2 separate regions of the Mus musculus genome follow, and region 2 is linked to region 1. The links are chromatin loops, found by intact Hi-C in ENCODE. Cell type or tissue: left cerebral cortex. All regions are shown on one strand. Each heading gives the region's core, and the rest is flanking DNA. Links, peaks and the distances in the headings are about the cores only. Region 1 holds the start of Ppp3r1 (protein phosphatase 3, regulatory subunit B, alpha isoform (calcineurin B, type I)). Region 2 has its middle 51 kb from the start of Ppp3r1.

Region 1 (12,598 bases), core at 2,001-10,000:
AGCAAGCAGTCATAAGGCAAAAGGAGGGTAGCTTCACAGAAAGAAAGTGCCCAAATGCAAGACAAAGCAAGTGTAGGCTTTGGCCAGTTTCTGAAATTCAGAGGTAGAAAAGAACAACAAGGAAGGTATCCTTTTCTGAATGAGTTCCTAGAAAATGGATGGCTTAGAGCTGCATGGAGGCAGCTTCAGAAGGGGTTCTTTGAGGGTAGGGTTCCTGGGAGGGAGAAGTTCATGATCTCATTTACAAAGTAATTTATTTCAACCTCTTCAGCATGGTGTTAAGTGAACCGGTTTTCTTGAGGGATAGCCTCTTGGCCAGGTTTGACTGGCCCAGATAAATGAACTGTTAAGTGAGGCGATAACAGTATGAAACCGCTCTAATCTTTAGAGTGCATCAGAATGTCTTGTCTCTAGTCAAAGCCTGAGGTATTCTTTTGGTCAGGTCTCAAGGAGTGACAAATCTGATGTTTATCTTTCTAGTGTTACCAGAGAACTAGCCCGGGGACTCAAAGCTTCAAATACCTTCTCCTGTAGCTGCCCCGACACTGGACACAATCCAAAATCATGAGGAACCAGACCGTGGACTTGGAGCCCACCAATACTTCTGATATCTCTGGCCTCTGGGTAGGACAGAGCCAAAGACATTTCTGAATTCCAATGTAGAAGAAAATTGTTAATTTTGGGGTCCTCTTACTTTAAACAATCTACCCCATTTCTATTTCCTGTCCTTGCGATTAACACATTTACAAGTGTGTCATGCTCCTTAAAGTTTCTGAAGCAGACAGCTTCCCAAGGATCATTTTCATGTCCAAGTAATTGGTTAACCTATTTTAATTAACTCTTAAAGAAGAAGATAATAGCTTGTTTTTGTTCAGTACAAGCAAACTTTTGCAAGATAGTAATCCCATGACTGTTCAGACATCATGTCTCCACTCAGGATCAGAGGTCAACTCAGTTCCTATTCTTTTTACAACAACAACAATGATAATAATAATAATAATAAATTTAAAAATCATGTAACAGAGTAGACTGAAAAGAACTAAAAAATAAAAACCACAAATCTATTAAATACCTGTGCTTTACCAGGAACAATCTTCCTTTAGTGAACCTTAGCAAAATCCCGCACCTCCATTTCCCTTGTCATGTGGTATTTTACATACTAAGCAGGGGCAATTATAATACATTCATTTTCCTGAAATTAGTGTTAACAGAGCGACTACAGGTGAGACCCAAGTTGATTTTGACAAAGAATACTTCCTTGAGTACCCTCAAACCTACTAATGTCTGGATGCTATGCATAATTGTCTTAGTCAGAGTTTCTATTCCTGCAAAAACATCATGACCAAGAAGCAGTTGGGGAGGAAAAGGTTTATTCAGCTTACACTTCCATACTGCTGTTCATCACCAAGGAAGTTAGGACTGGAATTCAAGCAGGTCAGGAAGCAGGAGCTGATGCAGAGGCCATGGAGGGATGTTTCTTGCTGGTTTGCCTCCCCTGGCTTGCTCAGCCTGCTCTCTTATAGAACTCAAGACTACCAGCCCAGAGATGGTCCCACCCACAAGGGGCCTCTCCCCCTTGATCACTAATTGAAAAAATGCCTTACAGTTGTATCTCATGGAGGCATTTCACCAACTGAAGCTCCTTTCTCTGTCATAACTCCAGCTTGTGTCAAGTTGACACAAAACCAGCCAGCACAATTGACCCCTTGTCAACTTGACACACAAACACATCACTAGTAAGCCTCAACCCTTACCTTCTTACTCATCCCCAAGATCTAAATAACTTTAAAAGTTCCACAGTCTTTTCATATTAAAAGTTCAATCCTTTTAAAATATCCAGTATCTTTTAAAATTCAAAGTACTTTAAAATTCAAAGTCTCTTAACTGTGGGCTTCACTAAAAAACTCCCCTTTAAGAGGGAAAATATCATGGCACAGTCACAATCAAAAGCAAAATTCAATCTCCAACCATCCAATGTCTGGGATCCAACTCACGATCTTCTGGGCTCCTCCAAGGGCTTGGGTAACTTCTCCAGCCATGCCCTTTGTAGCACACAATTTGTGTTCTAGGCTCCAGCTGCCTGTACTCCACTGCTGCTGCTGTTCTTGGTAGTCATCTCATGGTACTGGCATCTCCAAAATGCTGCTGTCTTCCACTGTAACTTGGCTTCAACAATAGCCTCTCATAGACTCTCTTCATGGTGCCAAGCCTCAACTCCTTTTCATGACCCCTTCAGTCCTGGGCCATCAATTGCAACTGAGGCTGCACCTTCACCAATGGCCTTCCATGGCCTCTCACAGTGCTGAGCCTCAGCTGCTCTGCATGACCTCTTCATGCCTTCAAAACCACTACCACCTGGGTAATTCTTACATATTACTAAGTCCAGCCACAGCACAAGGTACAACCATGGCTATCTCTGGAACACAGCCTCTGTGCTCTCAGAAAACACTTCCCAGAAGATGTCACCTCAATGGCCCTGATAAGAGTCTTTAATCTTCCCTCCAAAATTTCACAAGCCAGGCCTCCATCTTCTGCATTGTTCTCAACATTATCTTCCAAGCTCCTACACAACATTCGACAGAGCTCATAACACCGAACAGATCTTCTGGCCCAAAATTCCAAAGTCCTTCCACAGTCCTCCCCCAAAACATGGTCAGGTTGTCACAGGAATACCCCACTCCTGGTACCAATTTGTCTTAGTCAGTTTCTATTCCTTCACAAATATCATGACCAAGAAGCAAGTTGGGGAGAAAAGGGTTTATTCAGCTTACACTTCCATACTGCTGTTCATCACCAAGGAAGTCAGGACTGGAACTCAAGCAGGTCAGGAAGCAGGAGCTGATGCAGAGGCCATGGAGGGATGTTCTTTACTGGTTTGCCACCCTTGGCTTGCTCAGCCTGCTCTCTTATAGAACTCAAGACTACCAGGCCAGAGATGGTCCTACCCACAAGGGGCCCTTCCCCCTTGATCACTAATTGAGAAAATGCCCCACAGCTAGATCTCATGGAAGCACTTCCCCAACTGAAACTCCTTTCTCTGTGATAACTCCAGCTTGTGTTAAGTTGACACAGAAAACCAGCCAGTACAATCATTAACATACTGTGCCAGAAATAGAGACAAACACATTTGTGTCTTTCCACAAGGTCTTCATTTATTGAAAAAAATTCATCAGACTTTGTGGTTTCAATGGCAGTTATCTGCCAAATATTGCTGAGGCAAACACTCAGGCTTATCTTGTAATCATATCATCTACTCTCAGATCATGCAATAAATATATCTGTATAAACATCAATTACAGAACAGCTGCAAAAAGCAAGAGGACACAACAGAGTTCACAAGGTTTTATTGGTATGATAGACATGTAGGTTTTTTTGTTTGTTTGTTGAGACAGGGTTTCTCTGTGTAACAGAGTCCTTGCTGTCCTGGACTCACTTTGAATACCAGGCTGGCCTTGAACTCACAGAGATCTGCCTGCTTCTCTCTTACAAGTACTGGGATTAAAGGCATGCAACCCCACTGCCTGGCCATCAGAAATGTAGTTTGTTTTGATACTAAATAAACACCTTGGCTTTAGGAAAGATGCTGGAGCAGGCTGTTGGGAGTGTCAATGGTTTAAATGGGAAGCTATAGAGTTGAGTTCAGCTGTAGAGGCCTAAGAGCCAAATGTAGGTCCAGATGAAGGGATGGATGGATGGTACAGCTGGAGGAATAGAAAGATGGACAGTTGACCAAACCTTGTCAACAGTGAGGACTTAACTGAGTTCAAGCCTCAGGGGCAGTCAAGTGTTCTTTGCCTATCAGGATGGTCGGATGATAGATTGGTAGGGGTTGTTGCCATCACAGTGCTAGATGTCTATCTCTTTATGGAGTCCAGGTGAGGACGTTGCACCCTTTTCTTGGTATGATGTGCCTACCACGTTCTTGTGCCTGGTTTCCCAAACAATTGTAACAAACCTATGCGCTGTTACAGTTTACCCTGATAAATTCATAGGGTGCCACCCTTTCAACGCCAAGCTATAAGGCATTTTCAGTCTGTGAGTGGAACTGGATACATGGTAAGTAGCATTCGTGTCCCCTCCGGTGCAGGCATCCCCCATCCTCAAAGTGGAGTCAAAGCTCGTCTCTCAAAAGCTAAAAAATAATCTACACTTACAGAAGATGAAACAGGTAGAGCAGGACATACCCTGACCTTTATTTTCTATCTATTCAAAACCTGACTAAAATAAATAACATAAATACGTTATCTTTATCACATCTCTCCTACCAACTTATCTTTTCCTCTTAAATATAACTTCTTTCCATGGACTTTATTACCTACTGTAGTTTCACTTCTATAGTAAGGCAACTGCCACCATTACGGACATACCCTTACTACATGGACAACAGGGCAGTCTGTCTCGTAGTATTTCTCTTAAAGGCTTCTTTCTGCACCAGCTGCAGGGCAACCTAGAGGTAGTGTCTGTTGGAGTGGGAAGCAATCCCCCACTCTTGTCAGTGGCTCCCAGGACCTAAGCTGCAGCTAGCTTTGCTTCTCCTATTTTTCCAACTGCGCGCTTGACTCCACAGTGTAGACTTGCCCGTGCCTCGCCATAGTGACATGGTGTCACCCCCCAAGAGCGACACAGCCCTGTGGCAGGTCCTGTCATTCTCCCCATTTTCTCCTCCCAGGAGTCTTCCTCCTGCCGGCCTTCCTTCGGTCACATGACAGGAAGCGCGGCTCTCCCAACGTCAAGACGTCTGCCCCCCCATCTCCATGTCCCCCGGCGCACGGTACGCAAAAAGCGCTGGCGGAGCGCTAGCGGGGCTCTGCGAGCAATCCGGTTGGAGAGCGTGTGCACGGCAGGGCGCGGGTTCCCGGATGTCAGCCTCCCGCAGGCTCCGCCCCGCCCCGCCCCGCGCTCGCTCCGCCCTCTGCGCGCCCTGTTCCGTGCCTTGAGGTTGCGGTCAGCGCGAGCCGCTGCAACGAGTCGGGGCCGCCTGTGAGCGTGAGGCTGCAACCCTCTCCTCCCGCCGACGCATCTCCAACCGGGACTCCGCCCGCCTCGCTCCGGGCCCAGGCCCCGTTGCACCCCGCCCGGCGCCGGACAGCAAAGCCGCCGTCGCCGCGTCCCGAGGATCCTACAGCCGCCGCCAGCGCCGCCCGCCGAGCAAGATGGTGAGACCTCGGTTCCCCGGTCGCGCGAGGGAGGGCCCGGGGCGTCCTCTCGGATAGAAAATTCCAGAGGCCTGGAGGGTGCAGGTGCTGGGTTTCAAGTCCTCGGCTACTTGCGCGGCCCCCGGCTCTGCGCGCTCCCGGGCCGCTGCAAGGCCCTTGCAAGCCCCCCAGCCCCTGCGCGCCTCCTCCGGGCCTCCGCGCGCCCCCCGGCCCCCTGCAAACGCCGGACGTCTCCGCGCTCCCCGAGATTCGCCGCCCCCGCCCTCCGCACGACCCTGGGCCTCCGGGCGCCCACAGAGCCGCCGCCCCCGGGCTCCTAAGCCCGTGGGCCTCCGCGCAACCCCGGCCCCGTCGCCTGTCTGGCTCGTTCGGCCTTTTCTGAACCCCGGTCCCGGGGGGCTGCGCCCTCGCTACCCTCCTCCACGTGAAACCCACTTTCCGCCCCCAGATGGGTTTCCAGGTTGGGTTTTCTGAAATCCGGTGGAAATGATAGTGTGCGGCAAATGGCGCTTTATGTAAGACCCACTTCTCCAGAGTTGTGCTTCCTCCCACTCACTCCGCATTTTCCAGCAGCGAGCCTTGGCAGGGATCCTTCCACTTTCTTGCCTTCTTCGCTCGTTTTCGCATTTATCTCTCTGCTGTTTGCAACCGTAGGGGATTTTTTTTTTTCCCGAGGCCGCTTTTCTCTGCGTTGGTGAACATGAAAGGGCCAGCGTGTATATTAGCTAAGACACCGGGCCTAGAGAAATGCTCATATTGGTTTGTTAATATTTTCTTAGTATTTTTATTTCTGTTTTTCCGGTGCTTGTGGTAGTTGTTTTTGAACGATGGCGATTTAAATTTTCCCTTCCTTACTTTCCTATTAATCCGTAGGTGGAATTCACCATGTAGTATTTCTGGCTGACGCTAGGGGTGTGCCTCCTGCCTGTCACCATAGCCAAGAAATCTATGACGCCTTTAGCTTGTTACCTTACTGGTTCTGTAGCTTCACTGGGCCTCCGTTTCGTCTTTGCAATCAAGAATTGTGTTCACAGACAAACATAGCTGCACTGCGAGTTATATGTCATTTAGTTAAACAGGATACGGGATTGTGACACTTACTGTAAACATCTTTTCAGTACATATCAAAGAATTTCAGGCGGATTTGTGATACTTAGACTCTTTAATTGTACAATACCCCCTCGCATGTAAGATTTAAGTGCTTCAAATGTGCATTGTTTACTGCAGTTGAAAACCGATTAGGTGGTGGTGGTCAGAGAAACTGAGGTTAAATATTCGAGTAAGTCAGCTTTTATTTGAAATATCGGGTTTACTGGCATCGTTAAGACCCACTAGAGGGGCAGCTTTATTAAAGTGGTTCATGATTTTGGAATGTAGAGGATTTTTTTTTTCCTTTATTTAGGAAGCTGTTCAGATGATTTGGCTCCTTGAAGGTTATAAAACTTAGCCTTTTCTACACCATTGAAGAGCATTTAAAAAGATCGTGTCTGTTCACAATAGAGTTGTAATACTTTGAAGTTAGGAATGGCACTTAATATTTTTTTGTTTGTTTTGAGGCTGTTTTTCTCTGGAGCTCATTGGCTGGCCTGCTTCAGTTTCAGCTCTTGCGATGTATACCATCCCCTTATATCAGAGTAACTGATGAAGAGGCCAAGTTCAAAATAGACCTCTCTTCCATCCTCAAGCTTATACTTCAGATGGGTACCTCAGGGCAGTTAAGAAGTTTATTCTTGTATCATCTACAAACCTGCCAAACTGGGATATTTTGTAGCAACACAGTAACCGAAGCTACGAAATGTAACGGAATTTGGGAGCTGACAGCTTTGGGCCTTAATGGAACTTTGTACGTGTTTATTTGAAGATCGGGGTCTATTGCAGTGATTTTTTTTTTTTGAAAAAAAATTAATTTTAACTATGTATATATGGGGGAAGGGTGTGTGGACAAGAGTGCAGGTGCTTTAGGAGACCAGAAGAGAGCTTAGATTCCCTGGATTCTGAGTTACATGTAGTTTTGGATTTCACATAGGTGCCAGGAACCAAACCTAGTTTCTGTAAGTGTGGTGTGCGCTCGCTTGCGCTCGCTCTCTCTTGCTCTCTCTAGCTCTCGCTCTTGCGCTCTCTCTCTCTCTCTCTCTCTCTCTCTCTCTCTCTCCTTATTCTAATTTGTACTGATGGTACTAAAAATTAGGCATCTGTGTTGCATGTTCTTTCCCAAGGCTGTTCCCTCAGACCATTGACTTTTTTTGTTGTTGTTTATTGAGACATGGTTTCTCTGTGTAGCACTGACTGTCCTGGGCCAGGTTGGCTTTGAACTTACATACATCTGCTTGCCCTTGCCTTATGAGTGCTGGGACTAAAGGGGCATGCACCACCACCATTGGACAGCCCACTGACCCTTAAATTCCTTATCTTTTTGTGACTATTTCCTAGTCAGTCCCAATATTTTAAGATTCATTTTATAATATCTGATGGGTCATTATTATTTTCTTGGGTTTTGTGTGTGTGTGTGTGTGTTTGGTTTTGTTTTTTTCTCTGGCTTCCTTTAAAACTTTCCCAGTTCACATTTGCCATTCTCCGTCTTTCCAATTCTGCCCTGACATAGGGACAGTCTTGGTGTGATCCATACCATATTGGTTTGGAAGTATCAAGACCATGTGAATAACTTGGTTTAGCCATATGGAACATTGATTAACTGAAAATATGTTGGGCTTCATGGTGATCTGGGTAATTTTCCAAGCTAAGCCTGCATTTCTGGAAAAATTCATTACCTTAAGAATAGCTAATTCTTAGTAGATACCACAGAATTGTTAGATTTTCATAATGGATTTTGTAGTTTTAATTTATTTTCTGATTAATTTAAATGGTATTAAATCTCTTATGGAGTTGTCTGTATTCATGCACACTTGGATGTATGTGTCTGCTTGTGCATGTGTCTGCATGTGCATATGTCTGCATGTATGCTCATTCACAGCCTTGTAGAGGTCAGAGGTGGGTGTTGGGTGCCTTCCTCAGGCGCTCAACACCTTGTTTTGTTTTTGAGGCAGGCTCCCTCACTGAACCTGTTTGATCTATGCCGTCCAGTGAACTCTAGGACCCTCCTGCCTCTGCATCCCAGCACTGACACTACAGGTGTGCTCTGCTCCATCTGGCTTTTTACATGAATTTGGGGGAGATCAGAACTTGGGCCCCAATGTTTGTGTGCCAAGCAGTTTATCAGCTGAGACTGCCCTGTAAAGGCTGATTCTGACAAGTGTTTTATTTGCTGCTTTAAAAACAGTTAATTTGAGTCTGGTATAGTGGCGGACATCTCTAACCCCAGTACTTGGGAGACAGAGGCAGGTGGATCTTAAGTAGTTCAAGGCCAGCCTGGTCTACCTAGCATGCTCCAGTTGGGCTATAGTTAACTCCATTTGCTTCATGAGTCAGTTTATCCTGCCTTCACTCTATTTTAAAACAGTTGAGCATTAAGAATTATGATTAGGTATATTATAAGATCTGTGAGTGCAGAACACCTAGGAATTTTTCCGCAGTCAGGTTGTTTGTATCTTAGTTGCATTAGATAGTATGGATTTGGGCTGTTGAGACATCCTGGCAGGTAAAGGTGCCTTTCTCCCCAAGTTTGATGACCTGAGTTTGATCTCACGTTCACATGGTGTGAGAGAATGGATATCTGAAATTCGTCTTTGGACTGCCATGAGACCTTCACTCCACCACACACACAAATAAACAAAAATCGGTACCGTGGATTTTCTTGTGTGTATCTATATGAACATTTCCGTAAGTCTTAAGACCATTTTAAATTTCAAAGCAATTTTAGTCATTTTTAGCTTTTTTTTTAATTAAAGTTTCCATTTTCATGAACTGTGCATCAAATTAATTTTATTGCCAGCAGAGCTAAGATTTATACATATTTGGAGGAAGCAGTTTTTTCCGCTCATTTTTTTTCCAATTGTGGATGAGAAACTTAAAATGGATCAGGTATGAGATACAGAAGCCAGCTAAGAATCCGTTGACCGTGAGAGAGATGGGCAGTATGAGGACTAAGTCGGGTTGGGACTTACTCCTTCGGGAGAGCTAAGCAAGACTGATTGTGGACTTTAGTCTGGGTAAAGCAATGGGGATTCATTCGTACCAATGAATACCTGTAGACTCAGTCTGTTGGTCACTGCTAAGTGTTCTCTTTGCTGCAGAGAATATTAAAATCGGTTTTCTTGTCTTGGACAGTCAGTGGTTATGAAAGAGGATGTCGTGAATGCTATAGACCAAAGTTTGACAGAAATGGAGCAAAGAACACCATGACTTGGAAAGTAGATAACGCTTCGCAAATAGAGTTGTGCTAGGTCTAAAAAGATTATCAGGGCTGCAGAAGAGAGGTGAGGGCATCCCAGCAATGTTTCATAGCCTGAAGGTAGGAAGAGTGGGTGTATTTAGAGTACTGATTCCCAAATGTGGCTCTGAAATCAGCAGGGTCCCTAGTTTGGCAGTTTGCTGTGTCCTACGCTACACAGCCTGCAGTGAGCCAAGCCATTCAGTGCTGGTTAGGCTGTTACTTATCTAAATTGTAGTTGGGTCTGATAATCTACTTAGCATTAACAATGTGAACATTGAAGACCTGATTATGATCTCTAAGCAGAGTCAAGGTGAGTAAACAAGGCTGTGATTATGGCCTGCTGTGCCTGCTTTAGCAAACTAAATGTGGGGTGCTTGTAAGAGCAGGTGGGGGTGAGGGCAAGTTTAATTCAGATTGGGGTGGGAGGAGTCACAGCCTCCTGGAAGACTAGGAGCTGTCTTCAGAGGATGAGTGGGCATTCACAGTCATGGAGGCATGAACCTAGAAAACTGTTCAGGGCCCGGAAGTGCAGGCCTAACATGGTTTTCTCGGGATTTTTTAATTTTATAGGAGTATGTTCAGTGCATGCCATACTTTTATTAACCATATGTTAAATCTTAAGTACTTCTGTTAATGATTGTTTGTTTCACACCAGTAGTGTTCAAGAAGTTAAACTAGACATTTACTTTATTATAAAATAGACTTGTGGTAAATGGTTTTTGCTTGGATGTAGGCAGGCTAGGTTGGATCACGGTGTTCACTAGATTAGATTGTTAAATGTATTAATATTTATTATACTTTCAACTTATGTACGGTGGGGTTTATCAGTCAGTTAACTCCATTGTTTTAAGCATTAGCGTCCTTTTTAAGCAGTAGAATGACATTTATTTTTAAGAGAGACTACTTTGTAGTTTGGTTGTTTTAATAAGAGGTAAATGTAGACGTGGGAATTAACTCAGAAGTAATTATATTAAAAGTGAAGCAGCCACTTTTCAAGTCAACCTGGAGGCCCTCAGAAGAGTTAAAAGTAGCAATGCCCAGTGAGGAATGGTGTGTGCTGCCTGAGTTCTGTTGTCCTCTGACCTGCACGTGTGCGTGATAGCATGCATGTACACAGGCACACACATTACATTAAAAAACAGAATTATGTGATATACACTCAAGAGTGTACACATAGCAGAATCTAAGACAGCGTGCTGTAAAGATTTTTACGTATGTTTGTTGCAGCGTTTTCATCAGCAGTTGGATGAGTAATGAAAGTGTGGTGTGTATATTTCATATATACACAATGATGTGTTATTCACCAGTAAAGGAGAATAGAATCATTATTTCTAGGATGGTGGATAGCATTGGAGCTTGTCATGTTATACTAAGAGCTAGTGTAGACAAGAAGTATCTTTCATAGGTAGAACAAAGATTTAAATTACTGGTTCTCAGCCTTCCTCCTGCAACCCTTTAATTTGTGATAACCCAGCCATAAAACGCTACTTTATGACTATAATTTTGGTACTGTTAGGAATCATAGTGTAACTATCTGATATGCAGGATATCTAATATTTGACCCCTGGGGAAGGATCATGTGACCCCTAAGAGGTCACGACCTGCAGGTTGAGAAACACTGGTTTAAATGACTGCTCGCATGCCTGTGTGTGTGTGTGTGTGTGTGTGTGTGTGTGTGTGTGTGTGCCGTGAAAGTAGAGGAGACAGTTTGGGAGGGGAAGGGATCAGCAAGAGGATGAAGAGAATGGGCTAAGATGAGAGAAACACATGAGCAAGTATTACAAGATTTTTCATGCAGTCAAAGTAAGTAATACATATACAGTGACATAAAAGTAATTGCAGTAATTCATTTGAGAAGTGCCTTGGTTAGGGCCAGCACAGTTGTGATGGAACATCATGACACTAACTTGGGGAAAGGTTTTATTTTGATTATACTTCTACTTCACTTGTTCAGGGAAGTCAGGACAGGAACTCAGCAGAAACCTGGGGGCAACAGCGACGACAGAGGCCATGGTGTCCTGATGCTTACCAGCTTGCTCCTCAATGGCTTGCTATAGCACCCAGGACCCTCTGCCCAGAAGCGGCAGTGCTCAAAATGGGCTGTGCCCTCCCACATCTAAATGGCCTACAGTCTTGCTCGCCTATAGCCCCATCTTATGGAGACATTTTTCTCATTGTAGCTTCCCACCTCAGATGACTCCAGCTTGTGTCCAGATTGTCATAAAACTAGCCAGCATAGGTTAGGACCTGCACTTCCAGTGCAGGTGGAGAAGGAGAGCTAGATGTGTATATACTTAGGAAGATGAGAGGAGTGGGTCCTGCTTTGGTGCCTGGGTAGGTGGTATATGTATTATTCAGGCACAGGTTTGAGGAAGATGATTTTCTTTGCCCCAGTTACTCTGAACTGCTTACAGATGCTTAGGGTGGGATGGAGCTTCATATGGTGTTTGTTTTATGGGTTTTTTTTTATTTGTTTATTTTGGGTTTTTTTTTTCAACACAACCGCTTTTAAAAATTAAAAACTGAGCATGTGATTAAACACTTTTAATCACAGTACTCATGAGGGAGAGGCAGGCACATCTCTGACTTCAAGGCCAGCTTGATATACATAGTACTCACCCAGAGAGGGCTATTTAGAGACTTCCTCTCAAAAAAAGGGGGGGGGAGTATATAAATTACTTACAGTGCTAATAGGGGATATGTAAATTTTATATGTGCTTATAATTTTTCTTTTATAACAACAACAGAAATTTATCTCCAGTTCAGAGTGAAGTTTTCAGACACTGGGGTACAGTAGCTGGCCACCGCTCTGCCTTTAACACTTTTCTGCTTCTTATTTCACTTAGCTCATTTTCTTATTGTCTTCAGTCCACTGCCTCTCTGTGAAGTCTAACTCAGAGGTGGCAGCTATAATGTGGTTGAATTCTACTTAAACTTAGACTCTGATTTCAGTTCCTGAAACGTGGCAGTGGCGTTCCAGGAGCTCAGCAGCACAGTGTGTGGCCTAGTTGTATGAAGGAAAGCCTGCTACAGTCCTTGCTGTGCGCGTATCTCGGGGAGTAGAGTATGGAGGCTTAGACCTCTAAAGCCACCAGCCCCAGTACAGGGGTCC
Region 2 (12,598 bases), core at 1,941-9,940, 52 kb before region 1:
AGCAGATGGGTTTAGTGCAGAGTTCTATCAGACCTTCAAAGAAGATCTAATCCCAGTTCTTCACAAACTATTCCACAAACTCGAAACAGAAGGTACTCTACCCAACTCATTCTATGAAGCCACAATTACTCGGATACCTAAACCACAAAAAGACCCCACAAAGATAGAGAACTTCAGACCAATATCCCTTATGAATATTGATGCAAAAATCCTCAATAAAGTTCTTGCTAACCGAATCCAAGAACACATCAAAACTATCATCCATCCTGACCAAGTAGGTTTCATCCCAGGGATGCAGGGATGGTTCAATATACGGAAATCCATCAACGTAATCCAGTATATACACAAACTCAAAGACAAAAACCACATGATCATCTCGTTAGATGCCGAGAAAGCATTTGACAAAATCCAACACCCATTCATGATAAAAGTCTTGGAAAGATCAGGAATTCAAGGCCCATACCTAAACATGATAAAAGCAATCTACAGCAAACCAGTAGCCAGCATCAAAGTAAATGGTGAGAAGCTTGAAGCAATCCCACTAAAATCAGGGACTAGACAAGGCTGTCCACTCTCTCCCTACCTATTCAACATTGTACTTGAAGTCCTAGCCAGAGCAATTAGACAACAAAAGGAGATCAAGGGGATACAAATTGGAAAGGAAGAAGTCAAATTATCACTTTTTGCAGATGATATGATAGTATATATAAGTGACCCTAAAAATTCCACCAGAGAACTCCTAAGCCTGATAAACAGCTTCAGTGAAGTAGCTGGATATAAAATTAACTCAAATAAGTCAATGGCCTTTCTCTACACAAAGGACAAACAGGCTGAAAAAGAAATTAGGGAAACAACACCTTTCTCAATAGCTACAAATAATATAAAATACCTAGGCGTGACTCTAACTAAGGAAGTGAAAGATCTCTATGACAAGAACTTCAAGTCTCTGAAGAAAGAAATTAAAGAAGATCTCAGAAGATGGAAAGATCTCCCATGCTCATGGATCGGCAGGATCAATATAGTAAAAATGGCTATCTTGCCAAAAGCAATCTACAGATTCAATGCAATCCCCATCAAAATTCCAACTCAATTCTTCAACGAATTAGAAAGGGCAATCGGCAGATTCATCTGGAATAACAAAAAAACCTAGGATAGCAAAAACTCTTCTCAAGGATAAAAGAACCTCTGGTGGAATCACCATGCCCGACCTAAAGATGTACTACAGAGCAACTGTGATAAAAACTGCATGGTACTGGTATAGTGACAGACAAGTAGACCAATGGAACAGAATTGAAGACCCAGAGATGAACCCACACACCTATGGTCACTTGATCTTTGACAAGGGAGCTAAAACCATCCAGTCGAAAAAAGACAGCATTTTCAACAAATGGTGCTGGCACAACTGGCTGTTATCATGTAGAAGATTTCGAATTGATTCAGTACTATCTCCTTGTACTAAAGTCAAATCTAAGTGGCTTAAGGATCTCCACATAAAACCAGAGACACTGAAACTTATAGAGGAGAAAGTAGGGAAAAGCCTCAAAGATATGGATACAGGGGAAAAATTCCTGAATAGAACAGCAATGGCTTGTGCTGTAAGATCGAGAATCGATAAATGGGACCTCATAAAATTGCAAAGCTTCTGCAAGGCAAAAGACACCGTCAATAAGACAAAAAGACCACCAACAGATTGGGAAAGGATCTTTACCTATCCCAAATCGGACAGAGGACTAATATCCAATATATATAAAGAACTCAAGAAGGTAGACTCCATAAAATCAAATAACCCCGTTAAAAAATGGGGCTCAGAACTGAACAAAGATATCTCACCCGAGGAATACCGAATGGCAGAGAAGCACCTGAAAAAATGTTCAACATCTATAATCATCAGGGAAATGCAAATCAAAACAACCCTGAGATTCCACCTCACACCAGTCAGAATGGCTAAGATGAAAAATTCAGGTGACAGCAGATGCTGGCGAGGATGTGGAGAAAGGGCAACACTCCTCCATTGTTGGTGGGATTGCAAGCTTGTACAACCACTCTGGAAATCAGTCTGGCGGTTCCTCAGAAAATTGGACATAGTACTACCGGAAGATCCAGCAATACCTCTTCTGGGCATATATCCAGAAGATGCCCCAACCGATAAGAAGGACACATGCTCCACTATGTTCATAGCAGCCTTATTTATAATAGCCAGAAGCTGGAAAGAACCCAGATGCCCCTCAACAGAGGAATGGATACAAAAAAAATGTGGTACATTTACACAATGGAGTACTACTCAGCTATTAAAAAGAATGAATTTATGAAATTCCTAGCCAAATGGATGGACCTGGAGGGCATCATCCTGAGTGAGGTAACCCAATCACAAAGGAACTCTCACAATATGTACTCACTGATAAGTGGATATTAGCCCAGAAACTTAGGATATCCAAGATATAAGATACAACTTGCCAAACGCATGAAATTCAAGAACGAAGACCAAAGTGTGGACACTTTACCCTTTCTCAGAAATGGGAACAAAACACCCATAGAAGGAGTTACAGAGACAAAATTTGGAGCTGTGACGAAAGGATGGACCATCTAGTGATTGCCATATGCAGGGATCCATCCCATAATCAGCTTCCAAATGCTGACACCATTGCCTACACTAGCAAGATTTTGCTGAAAGGACCCAGATATAGCTCTCTCTTGTGAGACTATGCCGGGGACTAGCAAACACAGAAGTGGATGATCACAGTCAGCTATTGGATGGGTCACACGGCCCCTAATGGAGGAGCTAGAGAAAGTACCCAAGGAGCTAAAGGGAACTGCAACCCTATAGGTGGAACAACAATATGAACTAAACCAGTACCCGGGAGCTCTTGTCTTTAGCTGCATATGTATCAAAAGATGGCCTAGTCGGCCATCAGTGCAAAGAGAGGCCCATTGGACTTGCAAACTTTATATGCCCCAGTACAGGGGAATGCCAGGGCCAAAAAGGGGGAGTGGGTGGGTAGGGGAGTGGGGGGGTGGGTATGGGGGACTTTTGGTATAGCATTGGAAATGTAAATGAGCTAAATACCTAACAAAAAATGGAAAAAAAAAAGAAAATAAAATGAAAGCATCACAATCCAAGAAATTTCTGAAAGTCAACACTCAAGTGTAGTCATACTAATTCAATTTTAATATATAACCATCTATATTACCTTACCCACATGTGCATGCTCTCTCTCTCTCTCTCACACACACACACACCTCATCTATTAAAGCAGAAGCCTAAATAATAAGCCATTAAAGATAAAGATTCTAGCTGAGCTCACTACATGTAAGTTAAAAGAAAATGTTAAAAATAAAGAAGAAAATAAAATTTTAGGGGTTATATAAGATCTAAAGAAAAATTCTGAGACTCTAACAGTTCTTACTCCCCCATTCTCATCTGTCCTCCCATGGCCTTAGCTCTCCCTTCTCGATCACCCAGCAGAGTGGATTCTTTATCAAGGAGGAAGACAGTGATGGCCTGTGGATTGCCGTGGTCCTCTGTCATCTAGACTCAAGGGACTGAAGGATGAGGATATTATGGAGATCACAGCTAAGAGGAAAAACAGAACATTTGGAGTCAGAGAAACACTCAACCCAAAACGTTAACTCAACTGGACTACCCTCACTGGAGCTGAGGACAAATAGATTTGTTATGCAGTGGACTGTGGTAAAAACTCACAACCTGTTCATAGTGCAGAGAGGAAAGGTAAACAGAGCTCAGCCACAACTGGGAAGCATGTATTATAATACATACCAGCCATCCCCAAGGCTCATTGTGGAAGTGCAGGCAAGGAGACTGTGAGAGGCAGAGGGCATGGCGAAGAGTGAGACAGTGTCCTCTGGACATGTCAGGACCACTGCACTCTCAGACTCATGGAAGGGGTGGTCACCTGTGGAAGGGGAGGCCACCTGAACAACATCAAAACAGTCGCCATTCTGTCCAGGAGGTAGGGAACGGGCTTATGAGGCCCCACCCCTAGCTGAAGTGATGCACTCTGGGGGAGGGAAAGTCAATTTTCTTTAAAGGTGTTGCCTCTGGTAGGTTGACCATGCTCCTCATCAGAACCCTACAACCAACAGCACAAATAAAACTTAATGGGTTATTTACACACACACACACACACACACACACACACACACACACACACGGGGAAAAAACACAAAGGACACAAAGTTGTGGGCAGGGAAGATTGAGTGCATCCAGGAGAGATTAAAGGAGGAGTAGAAGGTGAACAGGATCAAACTGCCTCATGTGAAAGGCCCTGAGAAATCTCAAATGATAAATCAATTTTGTAAGGCCGAAAACAATCTGGAAAATGCAGCCTTCAGAATTGAGGGGGTGAACCAAAGGTAAATTTTAGGATCGAGGAACTAAGGCATGCCCAAGCATATCCAAGTAGTCACTGTTACAGGAGCTCCCGGGCTTGCAGGGCTCTGCACCTGGTGGAGATGGTGGGATGGGTTGAAGGAAAATGAGCCCCGTAGGCCCACAGAAAGTGGCAGTGTTAGGAGATGTGGCCTTCCTTGTTAGAACAGGCATGACCTTGTTAGAGGAAGTGTGTCACTTTGAGGTTTCAAATGCTCAAGCCAGGCCCAGTGTCAGTTTCTTTGTCTGCTGCCTGCCCATCCAGATGTAAAACTCTAGGCACATCCTCCAGCACCACGGCCAATATGTTTCCTGTCATGATGATAGTGGACTAAACCTCTGAAACTGTAAACCAGCGCCAATTAAATATTTTCCTTATTAAGAGTTACTGTGGTCACGGTGTCTCCTCACAGTGATAGAAACCCTAACTAAGACAGACACCTGACATCATCTCTGTTTAACACTTTCTGAAAATCTTTTAGACTAAAACTGTCTCTCTGCCTTGCCTGGTGTGGTTCCTTTGCACTGAGTAAAACCTGGGAATCCTTTGGGATTTATCGCTCTTGGAAGGGAAATTGTTTAAACAGCCGGAAAAGCACCTGCTGCAGATAGCATGAGCATTTGGCAAGGTGGGTGGTGAAAATGAGACAGAGCAGAGGGGAGGGGGCTGAAAATTATCCCACATTCTCATTCTTTGTAGCTGGCGCCCCACGAGCTGCTCCTGAGCAATGCCTCTCCAATGAGTTGGAGGGAACTTGTACTTTTTCCTCCTTCAGGGAACGAGGGAAGACTGTCTTAAATCTGCTAAAAATACTTGAAGAACATCCAAAGAGAAGTTTGACAAGCGCGTCATTTTAATGGGGCCGAGGGCAGGGGTTGGGGGTGGAAGTGGGGATGAGCTTGGCCAAATAGCGACTGTTCTGATAAAACAATAATGCCATTGACCTGCGGAAGAACTCTTAGAGCCCTTGTAAACAGAGCTCGAAGCTTCGGTGAGGTTTTCTCCGACTCAGCTGATATCTATTTATTCTCAAGCCTGCAGAGAACAACCACTTCCAGGGATCCCTTGAGGGAACAAGCACTTTCTTCACTGTGTGCCACCTCCAGGAACAAATGTTCTTTGCTGTTTTTTTTTTTTTTCCCTTCAAATTACTTTGTATTCTTAAAGAAGCTTTCCCTAAATTGTCTGAATTGTATGGGATGCTTCTTTAAATGTAGATCCATAGTTGAATAAATGTCTTTGTGGGATGGTGGAGCATCTTTTGAATAACTGCCCAGGAGTGGTATAGCTGTGTCTTGAGGTAGAACTATTCCCAGTTTTCTGAGAAACTGCCAAATTGATTTCCAAAGTGGTTGTACAAGTTTGCACTCCCACCAGCAATGGAGGAGTGTTCCCCTCTTCATATCCCAACCAGCAATGTGCTATCTTTTGATCTTAGCCATTCTGATGAGTGTAAGATGGAACCTCAGAGTTGTTTTGATTTGCATTTCCCTATTGAGTAAGGACTTTGAACATTTCTTTAAGTGCTTCTCTGCTGTTCAAGATTTCTCTTGTTGAGAATTCTCTCTTTAGCTCTGAGCCTTATTTTTTAGTTGGGTTATGCTCTGTTGGTGTCTAACTTCTTGAGCTCTTTATAAACTTTGAACACTAGGTCTCTGTCAGATGTAGAGTTAATGAGCATCCTTTCCCAATCTGTAGGCTGCTGTTTTGTCCTATTGACACTGTCCTTTGCAGTTTCATGAGGTCCTATTTACCAATTTTTGATCTTAGAGCCTGAGCCATTGGTGTTCTGTTCAGGAAGTTTTCTCTTGGACCAATTTGTTCCAGGGTATTTCCCATTTTCTCTTCTATGAGATTTAGTGTATCCAGTTTTCCTTATGTTGAGGTCCTTGATCCACTTGGACATGGACATGAGTTTTGTGCAGGGTGATAAGTATGGATCCATTTGCATTCTTCTACATGCAGACATGCAGTTAGACCAGCACCATTTGTTGAAGATGCTTTCTTTCTTTCTTTTTTTTCATTGTACAGTTTTGGCTTCTTTATTAAAAATCAAATAGCACCAGTCCCTGACACTATTAATGATACTCTGTTATGCTTATAGACAGAAATGTAGCAGGGCTGTCCTGAGAAGCTCCACACAGCATATGACTCAGATGCACCCACAGCTAAAGAGCTGATGGAGCTTGGAGACTCTTATGGAAAAATAGAAGGAAGAATTGCAGGCCTTGAAGGAGATAGAAACTCTAACAGGGTCAACTAACCCTTGGGGCTCTCAGACACTGAGCCACCAACTGAAGAACATGCACAGGCTGGACCTAGGCCTCGCTGAACATATACAGCAGACGTGTAGCTTGGTCTTCAAGTAGGTCCCAAACAACTGGAGCAGAGGCTATTCCAAAAGTTGTTGCCTGTCTTTGAGATATGTTCTTCTAGCTGGGCTGCCTTGCCTGGCCTCAGTGGGAGAGGATGCACCTACCCTCTCAGAGATTTGATGTATCAGGGAGGGAGATACCCAGGGGGTCCACCTTCTCAGAGGAGGAGAGGGGAGATGGGGGAAGGATTGGGGAAGGGATGACCTAGAAAGGGTCAGTGAATGGGATGTAAAGTGAATAAGTAAAACAAATAAATATATTTTTTAGATGCAGATCCATGAGCTTCTCTTTGTTGATCTATTTAATCAGGTAGACTCCCAGAGAATAAATTCAAAGCACCTGCATTTTAATAAGCACATTTGATGATTCTTACCACATTGTAACTTAGAAAGAATTATCCTGGGATTTATTCACTATAGTCCTTTTATATGTGTGTTTATTTATTCAAGCAGCATTAGTGTGTCTAGTATTCTCAGGTAAAATATCATTGGAATGCAATAATAGGTAGCCAGATTGCTCATAAAAAAAATAGTGGTAAATGTGCTTAAAGTGTTTACAGTTGAAAATTCCCAGACCTATCTAACAACAGACTAATGAAATGTTTGAAAATTGAGGAAAGATTTGAATGTTATAGGTTAGAGACCTAAATACAAATTACCTTGGGTCATCTTAGTCCGTTAAATATCCATTGTTCTCCTTTGTGTGTAACTTCTTGATGTCTTTGCATAACATGAAATAATTTGGAATGCATTAACAGATGCCTGTCTTACACCAACACAAAGGAGAATATCATAGACTACAACAGAGGTTCCCCTGCCTTTCTATAATTTGCCAGTCTGGTGTTTCCACCAATGTATCTGAGATGTCATGATTTATTGTTTATTTTCAGTTACTACAAAATATCATGAAACTATTAACATATCACAACATGGAATTGGGGATACCTGAGGTTGTGTTCTTGGGTCATGGTCCCTCACATTTGTCTCTAGTTTAAACTATCTCTTGTCCCCTTGAATTTAAATTTTTGGGGGGGGGGGGTTGGTTAGTTGGTTGGTTGGTTGGCTGGTTGGTTGGTGCATCATCAGTTATGGCGCCCAAAACTGGAACCTCAAAGATGATCCACTTGTTACTGAAGAAGTCACATGTGTTGGTACTAGCATAGGCCCATTGTGCCCAAACCAGTTGTATCCTCAGGTAGCTTTTTGAGAGTTCTTCCTTGACACCAGCCCTCCCTTGGTTTGATCAAAGGTCTATTTATTAATTCTCAACTGATTGTTTAAGATCCTATTTGTTGTGGGTCTGGAGAGATTGCTCAGTAGTTAGGAGTACTTGCTGCTCTTCCAGAGGACCCAGTAACCATATGACAACTCACAATTACCTCTAATTCCAGTTTCAGATAATCAAACTTCTGGCCTCTCTGAGCACTGCATGCATGTGGTGCACAGACATACCCATTTGTGGTTCCACAAAATACCCATTATATGCATTTTTAAAAATCTTTTTAGAGATTCTATTTCTTGAATACCTTTATTTGGTTCAGTTCCAAGTGTATAGCTTAAGATATACTTTTATGTGTTTGCTTGTTTGCTTTGAAGGTATTTGTTTCCTGACCATTTAGTTTGTTAATCTTCTTGTACTCTCATTTTCCTCTGGTAACTCCTCCCATACTTGACTCAAGGAAAGTATTTCCCTTTTCAGAGAAAAACAAATTATTTGATACTTTAGTTGGGTTTATGCTTAATGAGCTTGTAATTCTACTAGTGTATGTTTTTAAAATGAGAAAAATCTAAATAGAGACTAGGTAGTTTTACATTTCCTTGAATGTAGAACATTTACTAACTATGAATTAGTCTAACTAGAAGTTCTAAGCAATAGAAAAAAATAAAGTCAGAAGTGACCAACCTCTTTCATTGGAATTTTAAAATATCTAAACAATATACAAATCATAATTTGCAAATTAATAAGAGTTCTAGAAGTTATATCTAATTGAGTAAAAGGATATATTGAAACTAATTAGAATTTTAATCATTCTTAGGGAAGTTCCATACCTTGTAATGTTGTCAATGGAAGCTGTAGGTCAAGGTTATAAATTTGATTTGACTTTGGATGGAGTCCACTGGCAGTGAGGTAGTTCTGTCTCTCCCTGTGGCTTCAGAGTAAACTGTGGACCCTGGGTATGGTCCAGCCCTGAACTATGATAAAGTCTATTGGTACTTAAGGATTTCCACATCTTGCAGCAGGTTCAGCAGAATAAATAATCCTAAAACTCATAAGAAAATGCAAATGGCCAATAGACAAAATAGTTCTGAATAGTAAAAATGCTGGAAGAGGCAACACCAATACTTCTTTCAAGTTATACTACAAAGCTATAGTGATAAAAAACAGACCCACGGATCAATAAAATTGATTTGAGGACTCATATATAACCCAATGCTCTTACAACCACCTGCCTTTTCACAAAGACTCACAAAATACACAATGAAGCAAAGACTACATCTTCAATGAATGCTGTTTGTCTCACTGTATAGAAGTTCATCAAATTGTATAGACTTTGGGTTCACTTACTAAGGTGAATGTGGGAGAGATTGGAGGAAGAAGGCCTCAAAGAATTAATAAAAAATTTTTTTTATCTTAAAACTCAACTATTGAAAGCAGCTAAGGGTGAAGGCGGGCTCTGGACCGTTCCTCTTCAACCTGTACCCATGCTCTTCTTTCAAACTGTTTCAGCCACTGCTGTACTCCAGCCACCACTGTGGCTGTCTATCAGACTGTTTCAGCACACCAGGAACCACAACCATTGTTCCCAGGCTGGTGGTCTTCTTATGGCCCAAGATGCATTTGGTATATGTAGATCCAAGAAAATAGGGTTTAAAGAAAAATAAACTCAGCTAACAAAGAGAAAAACAGAAGTGAACAAAAGAAAATGTACTTGGAAACAGCAAGCAGCTAGAGAGTGCCCTTGCCAAGTTGGATTTTCAAAGAAAGCCAGTATATGATGATTTTTTTGAAGCCTGATAAAATAATGCAGTTTGCCTTTTTTAGACATGAAGCACCACCGGATTCAAAAGAAACTTAAGCAAGCCCAGGCAAAACTGCAAGCACGGATGTTGGGTAACCCTCCTTCAACATCCTGAAAAATGAGTTTCTTTTGCTTTTATAAACTAGAAAAATTACCTTGACATAAAAATAAATAGGCTTCATGTTGAAATTATAAATTAGACAGTGTTCCCATATGCAAACAATCAAGCTGAATACATAATTGAAATTTGAACATGACAGAGAGGAAGATGAGAAATGAAGTTCAAATTTCAGTTAGATATCATAGAATAGCACTGTTACCTGACATGACATTTTATGTACTTTAAGGGTCTTACCAAAAACATACGCTTATTCCTTAATAATACTGTGTAGCTTCGGGATATATGAAGTTCAGAACTGGGGAATCAAGACAGGGGAAAAATAGAGTCTTAATCCAAAATTTCCTCACTAACTTTAGTGACCATGAATATGTACCTTGCTTATATGATAGCACTGTTACTGAATTCTGCAGGTTATGATGTATTAGACATTATCACTGCCTATGGTGATTTTGACAATGCCCTTCTTTTGTAGAAGAAACTTGTATGTCTTGTTCCACAAGTTTTTTGGGCTTCTAAATATAATTTCTCATTGCACATTCAGTGATCAAAATAGTTGACTTCCCACAAGAAAAGCATTAAATGCATTCCACTGACAGATTCCTCATCTAACTATGCAATTATGACATAGTTATGTTTGCAACTCATTTGCCACAGTGGAATATGGATGTATAAGTCATGTATAAGATGACAACTGAGTTTAAAGTGGTCCTTCCTTGTAAAGAATAGAGGCTTGTAATTCAACATCTCAAGGGTCCCACAGTGCTCATGATGTGGTTTTCCTGCATATTTGCTAAAGAAATCTTAGTGGGTCCTCCCACACCCCTCTAATACTGCCAGTGATCATTTAGTTCCAAATCAGATCCCCCAAAATGGCAGTGCTGGCAACAATTTCCTGAACAGAAGGACTCTGACTAAGTAAGCAGAGGGTTGGTATTGGGAAAATGGAAGGCTAAACTAAGCATTGCTCAGGTGGGTTTCTGTTTAGCAGGAAAACCACCACGTCACATATGCACCCTAATGGTCCACTACCTCAGGAAAGGGCATCCAGTTCCTGATTCATCCAAAGACTCCCATCCTACTGACTATCATATAAAACCTGCTTGCTTTACCAGCAAATCAGTGTCCCTCTTTTCTTGAGGCGGACCTGCAATTTGCTCCCCCAGTAAAATTTCCTTTTTAACCCATGGTGAGGAAAAGGATTTTAATTCAGTAGTTAACTATGCCCTCACTTAAAATTGTTAGGCTGTCTCGATAATCTGACCTTTTTGTTTCTGGCCAGGCAGAATGTGTGAACACAGGGTGGAATGAATCATCACTGTGCCATGATTTCATCAGAAATAACAGGTATCAACCAAAACCGTTAACTTTTCTTCTTTTATTGAATATTTTCTTTATTTACATTTCAAATGTTATGCCCTTTCCCGATTTCACCCCCTATCCCATCACTCCTCCCCCTGCTTCTATGAGGGTGCTCCTTTACCCGCCCACCCACTCCTGATTCCCTGCCCTGGCATTCCCCTACTCTGGGTCATCGGGCCTTCAAAGGACAAAGGGTCTATCCTTCCAGTGATGCCCCCACAATGCCATCCTCTGCTACATATGCAGCTGGAGCCATGGGTCACTCCATGTGTACTCTTTGACTGGTTGGTGGTTTAGTCCCTGGGAGCTCTAGGGGGTCTGTTTGGTTGATATTGTTGTTCTTTCTATGGGGTTGCAAACCCCTTCAGCTCCTTCAGTCCTTTCTCTAATGTCTCCATTGGGGACCTCATACTCAGTCCAATGGTTGGAGGGAGCATACACCTCTGTATTTGTTGGACTCTGGCACAGTCTCTCAGGAGACAGCTATATCAAGCGTTTATTAGCAAGCACTTTTTGGCATCTGCAATAGTGTCTGGGTTTCATGTCTGTATATGGGATGGATCCCCGGGTAGGGCAGTCTCTGAATGACCTCACCTTCAGTCTCTGCTCCACAATTACTTTCCATATTTCCTCCTGAGAGTATTTTGTTCCCCCTTCTAAGAAGGACTGAAGCATCCACACTTTGCTCTTTCTTTTTCTTGGGCTTCATGTGGTCTATGAATTGTATCTTGGGTATTTTGAGCATTTGGGCTAATAGCCACTTATCAGTGAGTGCATGCCAGGTGTGTTCATTTGTGATCAGATTACCTCACTCAGGATGATATTTTCTAGTTCCATCCGTTTGCCTAAGAATTTCATTAACTCATCGTTTTTAATAGCTGAGTAGTGTAAATTGTGTAAATGTACCACATTTCTGAATCCATTCCTCTGTTGAGGGACATCTGGGTTCTTTCCAGCTTCTGGCTATTATAAATAAGGCTGCTATGAACATAGTGGAGCATGTATCCTTATTACATGTTGGAGCATCATCTGGGTATAGGCCCAGGAGTGGTATAGCTGGATCCTCAGGTAGTACTATGTCCAATTTTCTGAGGACCCACCAAACTGATTTCCAGAGTAGTTGTACCAGCTTGCAGTCACACCAACAATGGAAGCATGTTCCTCTTTCTCCACATCATCACCAGCATCTGCTGTCACCTGAGTTTCTGATCTTAGCCATTCTGACTGGTGTGAAGTAGAATTTCAGGATTGTTTTGATTTGCATTTCCCTGATGACTAAGGATGTTGAACATTTCTTTAGGTGCTTCTCATCTATTCGATATTCTTCAATTAAGAA

The links. A loop is a pair of places that touch in the nucleus more often than their neighbours do. Peaks named below come from ENCODE experiments on the same cell type or tissue, not always from the same donor. Only the 100,000 strongest peaks of a DNase experiment are listed, where the experiment ranks them.
Region 2: it touches region 1 in a loop (6-fold over the local background); 3 of 42 quality-filtered maps call a loop at or near these places.

What each region holds. Positions count from the first base shown.
Region 1 is chr11:17,154,387-17,166,984 of GRCm38, forward strand. Ppp3r1 (protein phosphatase 3, regulatory subunit B, alpha isoform (calcineurin B, type I)) reads left to right here and starts at 4,912. Exons shown (of 6, transcript NM_024459.2): 1 at 4,912-5,156. The coding sequence starts at 5,154. In left cerebral cortex, for the core only: a CTCF peak has its summit at 6,069; DNase peaks (open chromatin) are centred at 4,806, 5,686, 6,068, 6,914 and 1 more place; H3K4me3 peaks cover 3,299 bases; H3K27ac peaks cover 2,206 bases.
Region 2 is chr11:17,102,111-17,114,708 of GRCm38, forward strand. No RefSeq gene overlaps it. Among named protein-coding and RNA genes, the nearest start is that of Ppp3r1, 51 kb to the right of the region's middle. In left cerebral cortex, for the core only: no CTCF peak of the experiment used is centred there; DNase peaks (open chromatin) are centred at 5,031, 5,483, 5,643 and 9,744; H3K27ac peaks cover 532 bases.